Regions from separate parts of the Homo sapiens genome. Here regions 1, 2 and 4 are each linked to region 3. A link is a contact called in ENCODE Hi-C data. All regions are on one chromosome and are shown on one strand. Each heading gives the region's core, a stretch centred on a gene start or an enhancer-like site at or near the end of the contact. The rest is flanking DNA. Distances are from core to core; before and after follow the strand shown.

Region 1 (2,700 bases), core at 144-2,643, 1.1 Mb after region 3:
CACTGGGAAAGTTGTAGCACTTCCTGCTTCCTGGAGATGGTAAATAAACTTTCTGTGTCACATGGGAGGTTGTAGCACTTCCTGCTGCCCAGAGATGGTCAATGAACTTCCTGAGTCACTGGGAAGGTTGTAGTACTTCCTGCTTCCTGGAGATGGTAAATAAACGTCCTGGGTCACTGAGGAGGTTGTAGCACTTCCTGCTTTCCTAGAGATGGTCAGTGAACATCCTGGGTCACTGGGGAGGTTGTAGCACTTCCTGCTTCCTAGAGATGGTCAATGAACTTCCTGGAGATGTTAAATAAACTTCCTGGGTCACTAGCGAAGTTTGTAGCACTTCCTGTTTCCTGGGGATGGTAAGAGAACTTCCTGGGTCACTGGGGAGGTTGTAGCACTTCCTGCTTCCTAGACATGATAAATGAACTTCCTGGGTCATTGGAAGGTTGCAGCACTTTCTAGTTTAGAGGGACATTATAACACTTCCTGGTTTATCTGGAGATTGTAATGCTTTCTGATTCATAGGGACATTGTAAAACTTTCTGGCTCACATTGTTACATTTCCTGGTTCAAATGGATAATAGTAGCACTTCCTGGTTCACAGGGACATTGTGACACTTCCTGGTTCTTATGGGTAATTGTAGCATTTCCTGGTTCACAGGGACATTGCAACGCTTTTTGGTTCATACACATAATTGTTAGCACTTCCTGATTCCCAGGGACATTGCAACACTTCCTGGTTCATAGGGATAATTGTAGCACTTCCTGTTTCATAGGGACATTGTAATACTTTCTGGTTCATACGAATAACTCTAGTACTTCCTGGTTCATATAGATAATAGTAGCAATTCCTGGTTCACATGGACATTGCAACACTTCCTGTTTCACAGAGACATTGCAACACTTCCTGGTTCATTCTGATAATTGTATAACTTCCTGGTTTGCAGGGACATTGTAACACTTTCTGGTTCATATGGATAATAGCACTTCCTGGTTCATAGGGACATAGTAACATTTCCGGGTTCATACATACGGATAATTGTAGCACTTCCTGGTTCATACGGATAATTGTAGCACTTCCTGGTTTGCAGGGACATTGCAATACTTCCTGGTTCATATGGATAATTGTAGCACTTCTTAGTTTTTAGGATCATTGTGACACTTCCTGGTTCATAGTGACACTGCCACACTTTCTGGTTCATATGGATAATTGTAGAACTTCCTGGTTCATAAAGACATTTGGAACCGTCTGGTTCATAGGGATAATTGTAGCACTTCCTGGTTCATAGGGACATTGCCACACTTCCTGGTTCATCTGGATAATTGTAGCACTTCCTGGTTCATAGGGAAATTGTGACACTTTCTGGTTCATAGTGACATTGCCACACTTCCTGGTCCATGTGGATAATAGTAGCACTTCCTGGTTCGTAGGGACCTTACCACACTTCCTGGTTCATCCAGATAATTGTAGCACTTCCTGGTTCATAGGGATATTGCCACACTTTCTGGTTCATATGGATAATTGTAGCACTTCCTGGTTCATATGGATAATAGTAGCACTTCCTGGTTCACAGGTACATTACAACACTTCCTGGTTCATTCAGATAATTGTAAAACTTCCTAGTTTGCAGGGACATTGTAACACTTTCTGGTTCATATGGATAATTGTAGCACTTCCTGGTTCATAGGGAAATTGTGACACTTTCTGGTTTATAGTGACATTGCCACACTTCCCGGTCCGTGTGGATAATAGCACTTCCTGGTTCGTAGGGACATTGCCACACTTCCTGGTTCATCCAGATAATTGTAGCACTTCCTGGTTCATCGGTAAATTGTGACACTTTCTGGTTCATAGTGATATTGCCACACTTCCTGGTTCATAGTGACATTGCCACACTTCCTGGTCCATGTGGATAATAGTAGCACTTCCTGGTTCATAGGGACATTGCCACACTTCCTGGTTCATCCAGATAATTGTAGCACTTCCTGGTTCATAGGGATAGTGCCACACTTCCTGGTTCATAAGGATAATAGTAGCACTTCCTGGTTCACAGGTACATTACAACACTTCCTGGTTCATTCAGATAATTGTAGAACTTCCTAGTTTGCAGGGACATTGTAACACTTTCTGGTTCATATGGATAATTGTAGCACTTCCTGGTTCATAGGGAAATTGTGACACTTTCTGGTTCATAGTGACATTGCCACACTTCCTGGTCCGTGTGGATAATAGCACTTCCTGGTTCATAGGGACATTGCCACACTTCCTGGTTCATCCAGATAATTGTAGCACTTCCTGGTTCATAGGGATATTGCCACACTTTCTGGGTCATATGGATAATTGTAGCACTTCCTGGTTCATATGGAAAATAGCACTTCCTGGTTCACAGGGACATTACAACACTTCCTGGTTCATTCAGATAATTGTAGAACTTCCTAATTTGCAGGGACATTGTAACACTTTCTGGTTCATGTGGAGAATTGTAGCACTTCCTGGTTCATAGGGAAATTGTGACACTTTCTGGTTCATAGTGACATTGCCACACTTCCCGGTCCATGTGGATAATAGTAGCACTTCCTGGTTCATAGGGACATTGCCACACTTCCTGGTTCATCCAGATAATTGTAGCACTTCCTGGTTCATAGGGATATTGCCACGCTTTCTGGTTCATATCGATAATTGTAGCACTTCCTGGTTCATATGGA
Region 2 (2,700 bases), core at 53-2,552, 1.2 Mb after region 3:
ACAAGCACACAGGCAAACACGCAGACACATGAACAAATGCACATATATATTCATGCAGTGCACTTGTGCACATATACACATGCAAACAGGTGTGCATTCAGCACACTCACAATGCACATGAAAACACGTGTGCACACACATGCAGTGCAATACATATATGCATGCACATGTGTGCCCACACCATACACCCACACATACGTGCAGGAGCACACACGTGCACACACAGAAACCACATGAATGCATGAGCACGCGTATATGAAATACACATGTACACATGAGCACATCCACACGCGCACATGCATGAACATAGACACACACATGCATGTACATAGACACGCACATGCATGTACATAGACATGCACACGTATACCCAGGCCCTGCATTGGAAAAAATCCAAAATGTGGCTTGGTTGCAAAGAGCACATGAAGAGCTGTTGAATGCAGAGGTGCCCAGCAAGAAGCATGGACCTAAACCCGAAGGTGGTTGGGGGAAGCTTGGGGACACCTGGGTGGGCAAATGGCCCCCCTGAGGCCCAGGGACAGATGCAAAAACCCAGCAAGCCAGGAGGGTCTTTGAAAAAAAAAATGTGTACCACATGTGACATTTCCCATGTGAGGGAAGCATCGAGATCATACTGTGTTTTCCCTGTGCCCTGCGATTTTGCAGCTGACATGCCCTTTCTGTGGAAATATATAGCAGTCCTCATGCTAGGATTGCGTGTTCTGTGTCAGGCAGCTGGGCATGGGAGTGCAGGGTGTGGGGTGGAACCTGGGAGGAGAGTTCTAGTTTTACCACTGTGTTCCGGCCGTGGGGTGTCCTGGGGAATGGAGGCCACCTCCTGACACTGGAGTTTCCTGGGTTCTGCTGTGAGCGAGGAGTGGGAGAAGACAAGACTCTGGTCTTAGAAACCTTCCGAGTCTCGTACGCCCTTGACTGCCGTTTCTGAGTATTTCCTGAAGCTTGGGAAGGATGAGTCACTTTAAGGGGATTGTCCTATGTTGCTTTGTTTTGTTTCTTTAGTGACGGTGTCTATGATCATCTTCTGTTTATGAGGGTGAAATTACAGAAATAAGAAGGGTTACACTTAAAATAATATCTGTACTTTACTTTCACGTGTGGGGTTTTTTTTTGTCATTGCTGCTGCTTTTTTTTCTTTAACATTCTGACAGTTCTGTCTGCTTATTATTAAGTCTTCCTACCTTTCTAAAGAGAATGTCTTTCTTGCTAAAGAATACATTATGGACTCTTGGAATCTCTTTGTTGGGGTGGAGGGGGTGGGGACTTGCCCTGACTTGCTGGGAATGCCCATAGGGTTTAGAAGTCACGTCTACCGCTGAGGCACTAACAAAGGTAAGCCTTCAAGGAAGCACTGTCATTTCCGGGGAAGAGAGTTTTGAGGAAATTGAAACAGTTACGAATTGATCTAGCAGTCCCTCTACTAATGTATCTACATATGAAGATATGTAGAGATGACTTTTTTTTTTTTTTTTTTTTTGAGATGGAGTCTCCCTCTGTCACCCAGGCTGGAGTGCAGTGGCATGATCTCTGCTCACTGCAACCTCTACTTCCCGGATTCAAGCGATTTTCCTGCCTCAGCCTCCTGAGTAGCTGGGATTACATGCGCATATCACCACGCCTGGCCAATTTTTTTGTATTTATAGTAGAGACGGGGTTTCACCATGTTGGTTGGGCTGGTCTCGAACTCCTGACCTCGTGATCCTCTCACCTTGGCCTCCCAAAGTGCTGAGATTACAGGTGTGAGCCACCGCACCCGGCCCCAGAGATGACTTCTAAACCTTCAGGGTATTCCCAGCAAGTCAGGGCAAGTCTATATATATATAATATATATATGTGTATATATATATTTGTATAAATATATAATTCGTATATATAGTATGTATATATAGTATATATAGTATGTATGTATATGGTGTGTATATATGTAGTGTGTGTATACATAGTATGTGTATATACAGTATGTATGTATATAGTATGTGTATATATAGTATGTGTGTGTATTATATATATATATAGTATGTGTATGTGTGTATATATATATATGTTTATTTGGGATAAGGAAAGGAAATCAGTATGTCAAAGAGACACTCCCCTCCCATGTTTATTGCAGCACCATTCGGAGTAGCCAAGACATGCAGTCAATGGAAGAGCCCATCAAGGGATGAATGCAGAAAGAAAATGTGCTATATCAACTCTGTACATTCACTAAAAGCCATTCATTTGCACAGTGAGAATAAGTGCCTTTCATGCTATGTAAACTATGCCTCAATAAAGCTATTAAATGAACAAAGAAAATAGGGTATATTCACAATGGAATGGTATTCAGCTTTAAAAAAGAAGGAGGTTGGCTGGGTGCGGTGGCTCATGCCTGTCATCCTAGCACTTTGGGAGGCTGAGGCAGGTGGATCACCTGAGGTCAGGAGTTCAAGACCAGCCTGGCCAACATGGTGAAACCCCGTCTCTAGTAAAAATACAAAAAATTAGCTGGGCATGATGGGCGGGCGCCTATAGTCCCAGCTACTCAGGAGGCTGAGGCAGGAGAATTGCTTGAACCCAGGAGGCGGAGGTTGTAGTGAGCCAAGATCATCGCACTCCAGCTTGGGCAACAGAGTGAGACTCTGTCTCAAAAAGAAAAAAGAAGGAAGTCCTGCCATTTGCAACAACATGGATGGAACTGGAGGA
Region 3 (2,700 bases), core at 190-2,689:
CACACAAACCCTTTTCTTTTTGGGAACAGAGCCACGTGACCATGGTTCCCCTTTATAGAAATGGGACCTAAAGCGCCACAGCAGGCCTTGTTGTGTGTGGCCTGAAATTCCCAGAGCAGCTCCCTCTGCCTTTTCTCAGCTTTTTAGGGGACAGATCTGACAAGACCCAAGGAATTGGGGTTTCTAAGCGGACCTGTACAAATGAGGTCTGAGGTGGCCGTGAGACCCGGGTCTGGGGTCTCCCTGGCACCGAGGGGGTGACGAGGGGCCACCGTGCTCATCCAGGCACCCATAGGGCTTTAAAACCCGTTTAATTTATGCTTACTCTTCCATTATTGGAACGCTAAGCATTTGGGAGTTATTTATATCCCACGGCTCAAGGTCATCGCCAAGGTCTCATTGCAAACATTGAAAAAACTGCAATCTCAGGCGTAAATGGGTTACGTGCAGCAGCCGCAGCTGCTTACCCTCTCTAAGGTTAACCTCAAGAGAGGCGCATTTCATGGAATGAGTTTTTTTTTGTTTTTTTTTTTCTAAACAGAGTCTCGCTCTGTCGCCCAGGCTGGAGTGCAGTGGCGTGATCTCTGCTCACTGCAAGCTCCACCTCCAGGGATCATGCCATTCTCCTGCCTCAGCCTCCCGAGTAGCTGGGACCGCAGGCGCCCACCACCAAGCCCAGCTAATTTTTGTATTTTTAGTAGAGACGGGGTTTCACCGTGTTAGCCAGGATGGTCTCGAACTCCTGACCTCAGATGATCCACCCACCTCGGTCCCCCAAAGTGCTGGGATTACAGGCACCTGCCACCACGCCTGGCTAATTTTTGTATTTTTAGTAGAGACGGGGTTTCACCGTGTTAGCCAGGATGGTCTCGAACTCCTGACCTCGTGATCCGCCCACCTCGGCCTCTGAAAGTTCATGGAATGAGTTATTAAAGGAAGGGTGGCTTGCAGCCCTGGAAAATTTGAGCATTTCTCCCCTAAGTGACGAAGCGGCTGTGCAAAGTCTTCCTCCCAGGAAATTTGCACTCCTGGTCTGCTCTAGCGTGAGGAGAACACGCCTCATGGAGTTTGCACCGTCTTCCCCCATGTTCTCACCGTACACGGACCCTCCCAGCGACCCTGTCTTCTCCCTTGACAGTGCAGGACAAGCATAAAAGTCCAGCTCGGCGGCTCACCTGTGCAGAAGCAGCGGCAGAAGTAGCAGGTGAGAGCTCAGAGGGTCTCCAGGTAACAGGATGCAACGCTTAAGTCGACGGCCGTGCCTCAGAGCCCGGGACTCGGGGGGCCAGCCACCAGCTTGCAAGCCGTGGTCACTCAAAGTGCTTGAGAAGGTGTTCGTGGGCGGCAGACGGCTGCCCTTCCAGTTCCATCTGTCCAGCAACCTTGCAAAGGCGGCCGCTTCGCTGGGTGGCCCACCGGCTGGCACGACTGTCTCCGAATGCAAATTCTGCAAACTCCACCTCCCAGCGCACCACCACGGTTGCGACTCAGGCTTAGGTGGAAAGGAAGTGTGTTGTGACATTTCCTCTGTAACTGTCTGAACACTCATGTGCAGGGCTGAGCCCACTGGAGTAACGTCGCTGTGTCTCTGGGCAGCACCGTTAACCGCCCACCTCCCTATCACTGGCTCGCAGGGGGCCCTACTCTTAAGAGAACCCTGAGAGTGAGGAAAAGAGGGAGAATGATTTTTCTAAATTTTGTAACCAGCAGTGAAGAGCCGTGGCATGCTCCAGAACCGATTCCTGTTTCTTCTGAAATAACAAAACAAAACAAAGAAAGAACAGAACACGTTTCCTTTTAGACTCTAAAGCTGTGCTCATTGCGACATCTCTTGGTACACAGCCAGACTGTGACAAGCGAACAGACCTTGGGCACTGATCATTCCGGCTCTCACAGTTGGTCACGGGCGCTGCAGGCTCATATCCTCAACATCCCATGGGGGATCGGCCAGTTTCAGGAATGAGAACCAGGTTTCCGAGCTCTGGTATCCTTGCTTGTGAGGAGCAACGGTTGGTTCTTGTCACTCGTGGGAGGAGGTTGAGAGGGAAGGATCTGTCACTGAGAAAGAATGAATGAATATTGAACCACTGCTCAGGGAAAAGACATGGTAGAATCAATCCCTCAAGCCAGGCTGGGTGTGGTGGCTCACGCCTGTAGTCCCAGCACTTTGGGAGGCCAAGGCGGGTGGATCACTTCAGGTCAGGAGTTTGAGACCAGCCTGGCCAACATGGCGAAATCCCGTCCCTACTAAAAACACAAAAATTAGCTGGGTGTGGTGGTGGACACCTGTAGTCCCAGCTACTGGGGAGGCTGAGGCAGGAGAATCACTTGAACCTGGGAGGTGGAGGTTGCAGTGAGCCAAGATCAGGCCATTGCACTCCAGTCTGGGTGACAGTGAGACTGTCCCAAAAAACAAACAAACAAACAAAAAGACCAGGCCTGCTGGCTCACGCCTATAATCCCAGCACTTTGGGAGGCCAAGGCGGGTGGATCACTTGAGGTCAGGAGTTCGAGACCAGCCTGGCCAACATAGCGAAATCCCGTCCCTACTAAAAATACAAAAATTAGCTGGGCATGGTGGTGGATGCCTGTAATCCTAGCTACTGGGGAGGCTGAGGCAGGAGAATCACTTGAACCCGGGAGCTGGAGGTTGCAGTGAGCCAAGATCAGGCCATTGCACTCCAGCCTGGGTAACAGAGT
Region 4 (2,700 bases), core at 135-2,634, 1.2 Mb before region 3:
AGAAATACAGTGGGATTTTGGGAGGCCGAAGCGGGAGGATTGCTTGGACCCAGGAATTCCAGAGCACTCTAGGTAACATAGCAAGACCTCGTCTCTGCAAAAATAAATAAATAAATAAATAAACAAAAATTAGCCTGGCGTGATGGTGCACGCCTGTAATCCCAGCTACTGGGGAGGCTGAGGCAGGAAGTCCAACTGTGTTTGCGCCACTGCACTCCAGCCTAGGAGACAGAGCAAGACCCTGTCTCCAAAGAATTGTAAAATAAATAAAAAACGGACCAGGCGCAGTGACTCACGTCTGAAATCCCAGCACTTTGGGAGGCCAAGGCGGGAGGATCACTTGAGGTCAGGAGTTCGAGACCAGCCTGGCCCACATGGGGGAAACCCAGTCTCTACTAAAAATACAACATCAGCCAGGCGTGGTGGCACGTGCCTGTAAGTCCCAGCTCCTCGGGAGCCTGAGGCAGGAGAATCGCTTGAACCTGGGAGGCAGAGGTTGCAGTGAGCCAAGATCGCGCCATCGTACTCCAGCCTGGGCAACAGAGCAAAACTCTGTCTCAAAATTAAAACAAATTAAAATAATAAAATAAAATAAAATAGGAAGCCTTTCTACCTTTATAAATTGTGTGATTTTTAGGTTAACAACTGTCAATGACGGAATGTTCAGTACGTGGGACTTTCTTGTCTGTATGTGTGTGGTGGGGGGGGTCGGGGCGGGGAACAGACTCAATATGAAACCGTTTTGGGGTCTGACGCTCGCCCACCAGCCTCCATCGCGCAGCCACACGCCCACTATGCGACCAGAGCCACCTGCGCAGTTGTTAGCAGAAGGAAGAGTAACTTACTACTCTCGTCCCTGCGGATCTACGGGTGCCTCGAACGTGGGGCGCGTTCCTGGGGCTGGAGGCGGCGCCCAGGGGCAGCGCAGGGCCCGGCCCGGGGGTTCCCGGGGGTTCGAGCCCGCTGGGCCGGGGGGCGGCGAGCGGGGCTGTGGGCCAGGCCCCGGGCTGCTCCCCGTCCCCCGGGGTCGGCTGGTCCCGCCCGGGCGCCTTGATCCGGCGCAGGCAGTCCTGCAGCATCCGCTGCGTGCTGGCCTCGCTGAGCCAGTACAGGAACAGCTCGTCCACCTTCATCTTCAGGACCGGCTGCAGCACTTTGCCGGGCGGCATGGCGGGGGCTGGGCCCGCGGCGCCCCCGGACGCCCGCGCCCCGCCCCGCCCCGGGGGCTTCGGTCCGCCCCGGACCGACCTCGGTGATGCGAGCACGGCCCGCTGAGGGGGCGCGGCGCAGGGAACAGGGCCCGCGCCTCGGGAACTGCGCGGACTCGCGGGGCGCGGGGACCGAGGAGGGGGCGCGGTCCGGCCCGCGCTGCTCAGGGCAGCTTCAAAACGGGCGCGCCGGCCGCGCTCCCAAACAAGGGCGCCCGCGTTCACGTCACTGCGTCGCGTCATCGCGACGATGTCATCACGAGGCGACGCCGCCGCTAGCCACGCGCGCCCCGCGGCCCTCGGAGCTTTTGCAGGAGGCTTTGGTGGGGCCGAGCGGCTGCGGTGAGGACGAGGGAGGGGCTGTGGCGGCCGTACCGCCCGAGCTCTTTCTGCGTTTAGGATTTTTAGAGGCGCGGCCCATGGCGGCGTGGCAGTCCTAGAGCTGCGGAAATGCGAGCATGCGCAATGCGTGCCTGCCAGAGCGAGGAGAGGGTGGAACCTCCGCATGGAGCATGCGCCGTGCATAGCGGTGGAGGAGCGGAGTTCGGGAGGCCGGTCGGGTGAGCGTGCGCAATGGCTGCCCGCGGGGCGCAAGCCAGAGGCTGGGAGGTGTGTGAGCGGGTGGGGCTGGAGGACGGGAGTGCGCCTGCGCAGTGGGAGGCACCGGGAACGAGCGAGCATGCGGGGTGCGCGCCCGCCGAGCTCGGGAGCGAGCGTGCGTCCTACGGGAGCGCGCGAGGAAAAGATCAAACTTTTCAATAACAGCGGGCTACCTGGGACCCAAAGGGCCCCGTTTACTTTAGCTTTGCTTATCAAACAGTAGAGACAGGTTGGAGGAGTTGGACCCCTTTAAACGTTGGTGTTCAGGGATGAGCGTGAAGTGCGTTGAAAATTGCAAAAATCATCCACGTCCAGGGAGGTGACATTAGTTAAATAACTTTACCCAATGGTCGTTTTTGTTTCTGCTTTTAACAGTATCCATAAAAACACTGCATTATCATCTGTCTGGCACACATGCACCTGTTTCCTTTACATCTTGCCCCGCTTTTTATTCATTTTTTATCAAAATAGGGTTTCACCTGGTGTTGCACCCTGTTAGAGAGTAATTTCAAGGTCTTTTATGAGCCAGGTTCTCCTACTTCTGAGCTGCATAAATCGAGCCAGACTCAATAAGTAACCCTTGGCCGGGCGCGGTGGCTCAAGTCTGTAATCCCGGCACTTTGGGAGGCTGAAGCGGGCAGATCACGAAGTCAGGAGTTCGAGACCAGCCTGGCCAGCATAGTGAAACCGCCCCCACCATCTCTACTAAAAATAGAAAAATTAGCCGGGCATAGTAGCGTGTGCCTGTAGTCCCAGCTACTCGGGAGGCTGTGGCGGGAGAATTGCTTGAACCCAGGAGGTGGAGGTTGCAGTGAGCTGAGATCACACCATTGCACTCCAGCCTGGGCGACAGAGCCAGACTTTGTCTCAAAAAAAAAAAAAATAACTCTTT

What was found. Hi-C counts contacts between places; a loop is a spot of excess contacts on that map. Pooled maps may share reads with other maps.
Region 1: a loop to region 3 is called in a map of CD4-positive, alpha-beta memory T cell, with 5 times the contacts of the local background. The contact joins the enhancer-like site here to the promoter of P2RY8 in region 3. A Hi-C loop is called at or near these places in 1 of 168 maps with a recorded cell type or tissue (CD4-positive, alpha-beta memory T cell), 4 of 37 single-sample maps with no recorded cell type and 8 of 50 pooled maps.
Region 2: a loop to region 3 is called in a pooled map, with 6 times the contacts of the local background. The contact joins the enhancer-like site here to the promoter of P2RY8 in region 3. A Hi-C loop is called at or near these places in 3 of 37 single-sample maps with no recorded cell type and 9 of 50 pooled maps.
Region 4: a pooled map shows a loop between it and region 3 (7-fold over the local background). The contact joins the promoter of PPP2R3B here to the promoter of P2RY8 in region 3. A Hi-C loop is called at or near these places in 2 of 37 single-sample maps with no recorded cell type and 5 of 50 pooled maps.

The regions. Positions count from the first base shown.
Region 1 is chrX:2,628,763-2,631,462 of GRCh38, forward strand. It overlaps the pseudogene CD99P1. Among named protein-coding and RNA genes, the nearest start is that of LINC00102, 15 kb to the left of the region's middle. Within about 2 kb of position 1,394, at least 11 of the 41 ENCODE cell types and tissues checked have a DNase peak (open chromatin) inside an H3K27ac peak, as active enhancers do.
Region 2 is chrX:2,709,394-2,712,093 of GRCh38, forward strand. All of the region lies in intron 1 of CD99 (CD99 molecule (Xg blood group)), which reads left to right. Among named protein-coding and RNA genes, the nearest start is that of CD99, 19 kb to the left of the region's middle. Within about 2 kb of position 1,303, at least 17 of the 41 ENCODE cell types and tissues checked have a DNase peak (open chromatin) inside an H3K27ac peak, as active enhancers do.
Region 3 is chrX:1,535,746-1,538,445 of GRCh38, forward strand. It overlaps P2RY8 (P2Y receptor family member 8), which reads right to left and starts at 1,440. Exons shown (of 2, transcript NM_178129.5): 1 at 1,176-1,440.
Region 4 is chrX:385,523-388,222 of GRCh38, forward strand. PPP2R3B (protein phosphatase 2 regulatory subunit B''beta) reads right to left here and starts at 1,385. Exons shown (of 13, transcript NM_013239.5): 1 at 846-1,385. The coding sequence starts at 1,169.